Regions from separate parts of the Homo sapiens genome. Here region 2 is linked to region 1. A link is an interaction called in ENCODE POLR2A ChIA-PET data of the cell type or tissue named here. Cell type or tissue: PC-3. All regions are shown on one strand. Links, peaks and the distances in the headings refer to the core of each region. The heading gives the core; the rest is flanking DNA. Region 1 has its middle 38 kb from the start of NPAS3. Region 2 overlaps AKAP6 (A-kinase anchoring protein 6).

The links. Peaks named below come from ENCODE experiments on the same cell type or tissue, not always from the same donor. Only the 100,000 strongest peaks of a DNase experiment are listed, where the experiment ranks them.
Region 2: POLR2A ChIA-PET joins it to region 1 with 6 read pairs; 2 of 35 experiments call an interaction of 5 or more read pairs at or near these places.

The regions. Positions count from the first base shown.
Region 1 is chr14:32,899,108-32,903,509 of GRCh38, reverse strand. No RefSeq gene overlaps it. Among named protein-coding and RNA genes, the nearest start is that of NPAS3, 38 kb to the left of the region's middle. In PC-3, for the core only: no CTCF peak of the experiment used is centred there; no DNase peak of the experiment used is centred there.
Region 2 is chr14:32,696,456-32,700,857 of GRCh38, reverse strand. All of the region lies in intron 9 of AKAP6 (A-kinase anchoring protein 6), which reads right to left. Among named protein-coding and RNA genes, the nearest start is that of NPAS3, 240 kb to the left of the region's middle. In PC-3, for the core only: no CTCF peak of the experiment used is centred there; DNase peaks (open chromatin) are centred at 1,827 and 2,897.

The DNA.
Region 1 (4,402 bases), core at 228-4,227:
GCGTTTTGTATCAAATCTTTAGCATTTGAGGGCTTCTTAATGTGAAAACTATATATCAGTCACTTCGGATTACCTGTGGTGCTTACAAAATGCATATTCTTATGCTATAACCCTTATATCTCATCAGAATCTGTAAAGGTGAGGCTCAGGGCCCTCACATTTGACAAGCTACTTCTGGTGATTTTATGCATACTACAACTTGAAAACCACTGCAGACGTCATGACTATAGCAACTCAGATCGAGTAGTTTTTTTTTAAACAAAGTGACCTGTAAGTTCAAACAAGAATTCTTTTCAAATAATTGATCATCAGATTTTTAAATGTCAGCATTGAGGTAGATAGAAAACAAACTAAACACTCAAGGGCGTATGTGAAGGAACTGTAGTGGGACTTACATATTTAAATAACTGCAGAAATTCCTGACTACATTTTACCTGTAATCTAAGTGGCCGTTAGGAGAAACAGACTTCTACTAGATACAAGGCTCAGGAACGCTGGCAGATAAGGTAGGAGGGAAAAATTAAGTTTACCTTTAAAAGATACCAGAATCAAGGGAGACCGCAGAGGAGACAAACGACCATGCTGTGCCTTTGTTCTTTCCAATGTTGAATAAACTACACCTCTCCAATGTGGCATGAATTTCCCACACGTGAATAATTAATCTCCCAAAGAGCATCAGTACAAGAAAATATCCTTCCTTTTTGAGGACCCCATGGATCCTTCCGCTTCTCTGGATGTTTTCTGTTACATTTCAATACAGATGTGTTTAATTAGCTCAGTTTTGGGATCAGACATTTTGAAACTCAAGGAATTCACTTTCAAACCAGTGTCGGAGGAAATGGAATATGTGGAGCAAAATCAACATGACTCTTGTCAGCGAGTCAATAGATAAATATATTGTGATATATACTGAGCAAAAAACAAGAGAAACAACTATACTGATGAATCTAAAAAAAGCAGGCTAAGTAAAATAATCCAAACACAATAGAGTACATAAAGTATGAGTCCTATATGAAATTCTGGGAAGGTCAAAATTACAGTGAGAGAAAGCAGGTCACTGGTTACTTGGATCTGGGAGTCAGGAGAAGGCATCCACCATAAAGAGGCACAAGGGAACATTTTAAAGGAATGGGATTGTTCCATCTCTTGATTGGGGAGGTGGTTTCATGACTACATATAATTATGAAAATGTATTAAATTATATACCTCGAGTGAGTGAATTGTATTATATGTGTAAATCACACTTCATGAAAAGTATTAATAAAAAGTGAAATTTAGATGGAGTAAGAAAAGACTTTTTTTTTTTTGGAGACAGAGTCTCACTCTGTCACCCAGGCTGGAGTGCAGTAGTGCCATCTCGGCTCGCTGCAACCTCCACCACCCTGGTTCAAGCGATTCTCGCGGCTCACTGCAGCCTCCGCCACCTGGGTTCAAGCAATTCTCCCACCTCAGCCTCCAGAGTTGCTGGGATTACAGGAGCCTGCCACCATGCCTGGCAAATTTTTGTAGTTTTTAGTAGAGACGGGGTTTCATCAGGCTGATCTTAAACTCCTGACCTCGTGATTTACCCGCCTTGGCCTCCCACCGTACCTGGCCAGAGAACAGAGTAGGACACAAGGAACAGTCTGCAGAGGCATGGGCTGTAGTTTGGGGAAATGGTCTAGGGCCTGGAGATTTGGGCAGGTCCCAGCAAAGGAAACACCTTGGCAACTTAATGGAGAAGAAGGGGAAACTCTTCTCCTGGGGTGGCAGCTTCTTCACTTTGCTTTGTCTTATGTTGCTTGTTGGCTTCAGTGCCACACTGATCAGAGCTAGAGGAAGCCCAAAGCTCTACCTGAAGGTGATTAAGATCTTTGGAATTTGCTTACTGATAGGAACGTAGTAACATAGGAGGTATGGACCAGGAAGGGTTGAAGTAGACGACGATAACATGCAGACTGGCATCCCGGTGTGGGCATGTGTGGTGTTCAGCTAAGGGATGTACTGGGAAGGAAGAGAATACTTTCCAGTCTAAAGGACATTCGTCTAGAGACCAATGGCCTCTTTTGCAGGCTAGTCTCCTTGGAATTATTCTAATGATGTTAACAGATTATTTGATCTAGAAGCAAGTTACAAGCTACTAAATGATGTTAGAAGCAAGTTCCAAGCCGCGAAAGAATGCTAGTAAACATTGATTGAGTTACAAAGTATATCTCTGGGAAAAAAAAAAAAAACTTAGTAAAAGATACAGAAAATTGCTTCTGAAAAATTGAGGGCATTTAACAAGCAAGCTTGATTACAGCAGCTTTACCCCAGACCTCTCCAATGAGAATGGAAGCTATTTTTTTTAGATACTTTCCCATAAATATCCTGTCTGCATGCAGAGAACGAGGACAGTTGAATTCTGTCCATTTCATGAACCCCTTAAAAATAATAGGGTATCCCCATCAGTAGTGTTTTATGAGTTAGACAATAGATTTGGGTTGCCAAGTGGGATAACTTTTTATTTAAACCCAAATTTTCTTATTCACTCATGTGCTGTCATAAAGCAAATGAAATTTGGCTCTTAAAAAAAGTGGTAACTCATGTAAAGAAACAATTAGAGGGAATATTAAAAATCCATAAATCATATTCAATTTATAAAAAGCTCTTAGTGCCAATAAATAAGTCATGTCCTTATCTAGACACATTCAAACTGGGCATCCATTAAAAAAGCCCAAGGAAATGAAAAGTTCAAACGGAAGAAGAATCACCAGATGAATTACTTCATCCTAAATGTTGCAATTGGCTTCTTTTACAGGAACAATTTTTTTTCCAGAGATGATGCAGAACCTCATCAATCTAGCTCTTTACCCTTGGCGGATACTTGTCGTTCTATATGCACATATTTTTTTTTTCTCTTTGGCTTCAAGCACAAAACAGGGTATCATTGTGATCCAGGATTTGTTTGAAGAGATTTCATCTGGAAAGAAGTCAAACAGGGCACTAGCAGGGGAGCTTTTACAGATTATGACCTGTAATCTGGTTAATACTCTGAAACACAAAGATCCGAATGTTGGGATAAGACTACTTCATACGTGGCCATGTGCCCCACCTCCCCCAGCCCCTAGGAAGTCATCCCCGAGACTGACAGGAAGCCAGCTCGGGCATGCTGGCAGGCTAAAAGGAACGATAATGTAAATATAATGGCATATATTCCAAATCTTGCATAGGATAATCATCTAATAATAGGATTCACTTATTCTGCTGTTTTTGCCATAGGGATCAATTTCCTTTTTGGTTTAAGGACTTTACACCATATCCGTGGTCCTTGATAAAGAGAGGGTGTTGGGTTTGAGTGTAAGGCTTTATTTCCATTCAGATATTTGGACTAAACCTTCAAGTTTTACTTTTTAACTAAAAGGTTATGTAAAACCAGTGTTTAACTTTACATATCCATTTGGAGACCAGTAAATTTTAATTCATCCTCTTTTAGGAACCATCTGCTGAAAGTAAATCTTCATAACGTCTAAGTTAAATTGTGAATATGTTTTCCTTTATTTAAATGCAAAGAAGTTTCTATAAGACACTAAATGATATATTTTTTCTCAATCCAAAATAAAAGATTAAAGTTTGTTTCCCAAGTCAAACTTGAGGGATTTTTAGGTGATTTGGCTTACAAACAGCCCAATAAAGGCCATTTTAAAGTCCTAGGACATTATTTCTGTTTTGAAAATGAGAACTGCTCATGAGAGACTAAATCTCAGAAACTCTTCTTTTGTGCAAATCCATCTTCCAACATATTCACATGTATCCCCGTGCCCTGTGATCATGGTGATTAGGCATCCCAACAGTGATTCTCCAAGAAATAAATACTTAACAATTTACATGCAGAAAAAGTTATCAGAGGAAGCAAACCCCAAACCCCTGGTTCCTGGGCACCATTTCTTCATTTCTTAGTCATAATGGAAAGTGACCCATTCAGAGGAATACTTTATCTAACAAACATAATAACAGAGTCACTGGACCTCGAAAATATTGATCCACCTGCTCTGTGAAGGAGTTGTTGTCCTCTGAGTCTGTTCCCTTTAAAGCTGATGCCACTGAGGCAGAGAGATGTGTGAGATGCTGGAGTGCTTGTGGCTCTTGGAATATTATTAGAGCTCCTAAAGGTGTACATCAACCACGTACCCACAAAAATTTTTAAATAAAAAAAATTAGATCTCCTGATTCACTGTCAGTGAAGTTTTTGCAGACCAGTTGGGGAACTGAGCCGCATTCCTAAAAACACTGTCAGGGAAAGAGTAAATACTACATTTCAGACACCTTACATATATACTGACTCTCGGAAGTGGCCCACTTGTAAATCAGAAGTATCCAGGATTATTCTTCTGAGGTCAATCATTTTTCAGTTTGGTTGAGAAACAGAAGTTAGGCTGAAACT
Region 2 (4,402 bases), core at 123-4,122, 200 kb after region 1:
CCCTGCTATAATCTCTCCCTTTCTCCCCACCTCACTTTCTGGTCTCCATTCAAGCAGTGTTTCATGATTTTGTCACTGTGTGAACATCCTAGAGTGTACTTAGATAAACCTAGATGATAGAGTAGATGGTAGAGACTATTACACATCTTGGCTATACGGTAGAGCCTATTGCTCCTAGGCTACAAACCTGTACAGCATGTTACTATACTGAATACTGTAGGCAACCGTAACACAATGGTAAGTATTTGTGTACATAAATATAGAAAAGGTATAGTAAAAATATAGTATTATAATCTTATGGGATAACCATTGCATATGTAGTCCTTCAAAGGCCAAAAATCTTGTTATGCAGCCCATGACTATAATCTAATATTTTATTGATGAGGAGCAGGTAAGCTATCGTTCAAGGAACAAATATATAAGTGGGGTGTTTCAGTGAGCTTCATACTATCTGAAAACTCTTGTTTAATTATAACAATAATCACCAGGCTGCAACTTCTGAATTTGGCCCTTGAAATTAACCCTTGGAGTCTGGAATTCCAGACCAACTTCGGATCACTAGGAGATCTGTCATCTGTGCTCTGTAGGTAGCAGCGAACTGGCAGTCCTTTGTGCATAGGTAAGGAGCCTCTGATAGGGCACACCCTCACCATACTACAATGTCAGCTGTACCTGCTGGGGAGGACAGTGCAGCAGCAACAGCAGCAGTCTGAGCTATAACTCTCTAAACGTTGAAATGCTTCTAGGTCACTCAGTCTATAACACTTAGAGAATGGGGGAGGAGGTGTCATGAGCTTCCCCAAGCCCAAGAATAATGCCACCTTTGATCTGTAGAAATGAAAAAATGGAGCTTTTCCTTCACAAGTGGGTTTTAAATATTTCTCCATTAATAGTTAATGCACATGCAGACCAGCAGAGTGACAGCTCCCTGTGATTATGAATTCTGGCGTCGTAACTCTAGTCCAAATAGGAGCTGAACTTTCAAAATCATAGTGGTTACTTTTGACAAATTAAATTGTCCTACTTAGGAAGAGAGGAGGAATGACGAGAAAGAAAGTGAGAGAGTGGGTGCAAATTCTCCTTCGAGGTAATTCTCAGGTTGAGGAAGAAAAAATGAGAAAAGACTACATTTGTGTTTTCTAGGCTGACGATATTGCCAATGTTCATTAGAAAATAGATATAGAAGGCTCCTATTCAGAGGTAGAGCAAGACAGATAAGGGGGAAGGGAAGTCATTGGCAGTATAACTCACTGTCTCAAAACAAAGAAGAAAGTACATTTAAGGGAATGGTTAGTTTTTAATAGGAATTAGGTTGCTCTTGAGACTGCAGTTTAAAATTAACTCAAAAAATGATCTTAAATTTCTAACAATATAAAAATAACAAGAAATAGTTCAAATAGAAAGTCCACTTTATAGCCCATTGCAGTATTAATTAAGGTTTCTGAATGATGTTAAGTTGTACTAATGTAGTCTTTGCCCATTAAATCCAATTATTTGTCTTTATAAATTCCTTGTGTATTTTGCTGGCTTTGGATTAGCCTAAATATCACAATAGATGCTGTACTCAGGATATCTGCTGAGTGGATAGTCTAGGGTTTCTGTATTTCATACAATCTGTAGTTTCATGTTTAGGAGGTAAGGCTAGCTGATTTTCTAGTGCAAATCAGGATATAAAAATATATAGGTAAAGTCAGGAAGGTAATGCCTAATGTTGAAAAAGCTAAATAAGCTTCACTCTCACTGACTAGCATCTTATTAGATTTTATCTAACCTGACATTTCTAAACACATACCTTGGGGATCAACCTAGGACTTCATAAGTGCATGAGTCAGGGTTTGGGCATAAATACTCCAGGAAAGGGGTTGAGTGATGAAATACAGAGAGACACCCAGGGAGAGAAGAACAAAGGTTTTAAATGCTCTAATAGAAGGAATAAAGATTCGGTCCTGCTCTACAGTTTCCTAGGATTTTTGCCATCACTCAGCTGAAGATCTCCCTTAGAAGTTTCACCTCATCCTTTTCGTTAATACTAGGGATGATGAGCTTCATTTTCATCCTTGATTTTTAAACTCACAACTGTTGGTTCAATATCAGCTATATAAAGTGTTTGTTCAATAACGTTTACAGTACAAGTTTAAGGCATTTTCCTTGTTGTTATATAAGTATTTTAAGAAACAAAGATGGTATAGATATGTTGAGATGGACTGGGAAATGCTGTAAAATGGGTTGGGAGGTCTCGTTGAGTTGTCACAATGAGTGGGGAACATGAAGAGTAAATGTTCTGTAGTGTAAAAGACAGGCCCACAAACTAAAAAAAAATTGTTTCGCCCTAAATGTCAATGGTGCCCTTAATAAAAAAGGTTAATAAAGCACTGGTATCTTTTGGGGTCAACAAATACAAAGATTAGAGATAAATAAGGTAGTCTCAAATTGTATTTAAAACCTGGCAAGGCCTGGGCACCAATTGAAAAGCTTTACTCCTTCAGGGGTCTCTATGATCAACAGACCATAAATACCCCTTTCTCAAGGCATCAGTTCAGTTGATTCCTGGAAAAGCAGATTAGAACAGAGGAATAGGATATTGAAAATGTTGACTTAACCTGGAAATCCCTGAGGATTCTTGAGAAGACATGAAATTAATTCTTCTCATCAATTTTTCTAATTTAGGAGCCACCTGAAGTTCTACATGACTCCTCAGTCAATATCCTCAGGGTTATTCTGGAGGCTTCCAAGCCTCTGGAATAATTTGGGAGTGCACATAAAGAAAGACCCTACAGACTAGCAGCATTTTCTACTGGTTTCTAACTCAATCTTTAATTTTGCTTATAAGCCAAATGTAAAGTTAGTGCTGGTCTAATGAGCAGAGCTATGTTAAGCACCTAAAAGCAGAAGAATGGTGACAGGACGTGAGTCACAAATGAAAAATCACAGTACAGAAAATGTTTGGAAAAATACTATAACCCAGAAGTTCTGAGTGGGTGGAATAATGGCCTTCAATATGCCAGAATGGGAATTTTCAGGCAAAGCACTTATAAGGAAACTGCAAGAAAAAAGAAGACTGCATTTTTGTTCAATGATTTCCTATTAATTGTGATGTAAATTATATGAATGTGATTTTGACAAAGAATAGCACTGTTTCTGAAAAAATAGTGGCTTATGTGCAAAATAAAAAATGCATCAAGAAGAAAAGAAATATTATTTGGCATCATGAGTGCAATAAAGTCCGAGATAATGGCTTATGGTTAGGTAACCTTTTATATTTTTCCCATTTGGCTCAATTCTTAATACTTAAGTCTTAGGGATAAAATATTTTTCTATCACTAAATTAATAGAGATTTATATGCACGTTTTCATATGTAATTCCTGATCCTGATGTGAAATGTGAAGTCATCTAGTTTTTGTTAAATTAGGTTGAGACTGTTACTGTAACAATATGTTATGCCAGAAGATATATTAGATAGCTGTGTTGTTAATGTGGACAGCTACCCATACAGGAAACAGCTAACAGTCAACAAACTCAATTAAGGTTGGACTGCATTCTTTAGAGAATAAAATGTCCCCATTTGCTGGGTCCCTGGGGAGCTTATATCTTCTCTTAACTGAGATGATTCCTAGGGGACACTAATTAAAGTCAACCAGACCCTTGAAAAGTACAAATATCTCTCTTTAGAGGAGGTAAAAGTTAAAATCATTTATTAAAGAACGGTAATTTAAAATGATACCATTGAAGAAGAAAGAAGGCAACTTTTATTTGACCTTGAATGTACTTCTTATTCTATAAGAAATTTTTAAAAACTAGAAGGTAGTTGTTTCTTGTCATTATACTGTTGCTGATTCTGTGGTTAGTTATTAATTTTATTTTTTATGATTCACAATCTGCTCTTTGAAATATGCCATATGCTCAAAGCAATTCAAGGATGACAACTGTCAGAATTACTCCAATAAAAATTGCCTAAATGAGGAAGATTTACTGCAGTCTGATATTTCAGTGGAAAGTCCCTCTTCCCTCCCCCTGACAGCTTTTGCAGGCACTGTGAATCCTGCAACCATTTTTTTTTTTTTTAGGCAAAATCACATGATTGCTTTATAAGAACTGCTAAGACTATTTAAGTAGAATTGGTAAAATACAGTAGGTTAAGGGTGAATTAGCAAACATGGAAAACAATATAGATAGTTATTAGATGGATTGCCTACAATCAATACATGAGTTTCAAGCCAGTTTTCTTAAATCACATGGAAATGTATTGACTTAATATGACAACGTCTGCTCTATGTATCACTAATAAACATTAAATTGGATGAGGCCTGTACTTTGGCAGCAGCAAGCCAAACCAAAGGCAAATTTCTTTTTTCCCTGGGAAGATCTGAGGGGTAGATAGAATCCACCTGAGTGCTCCAATCG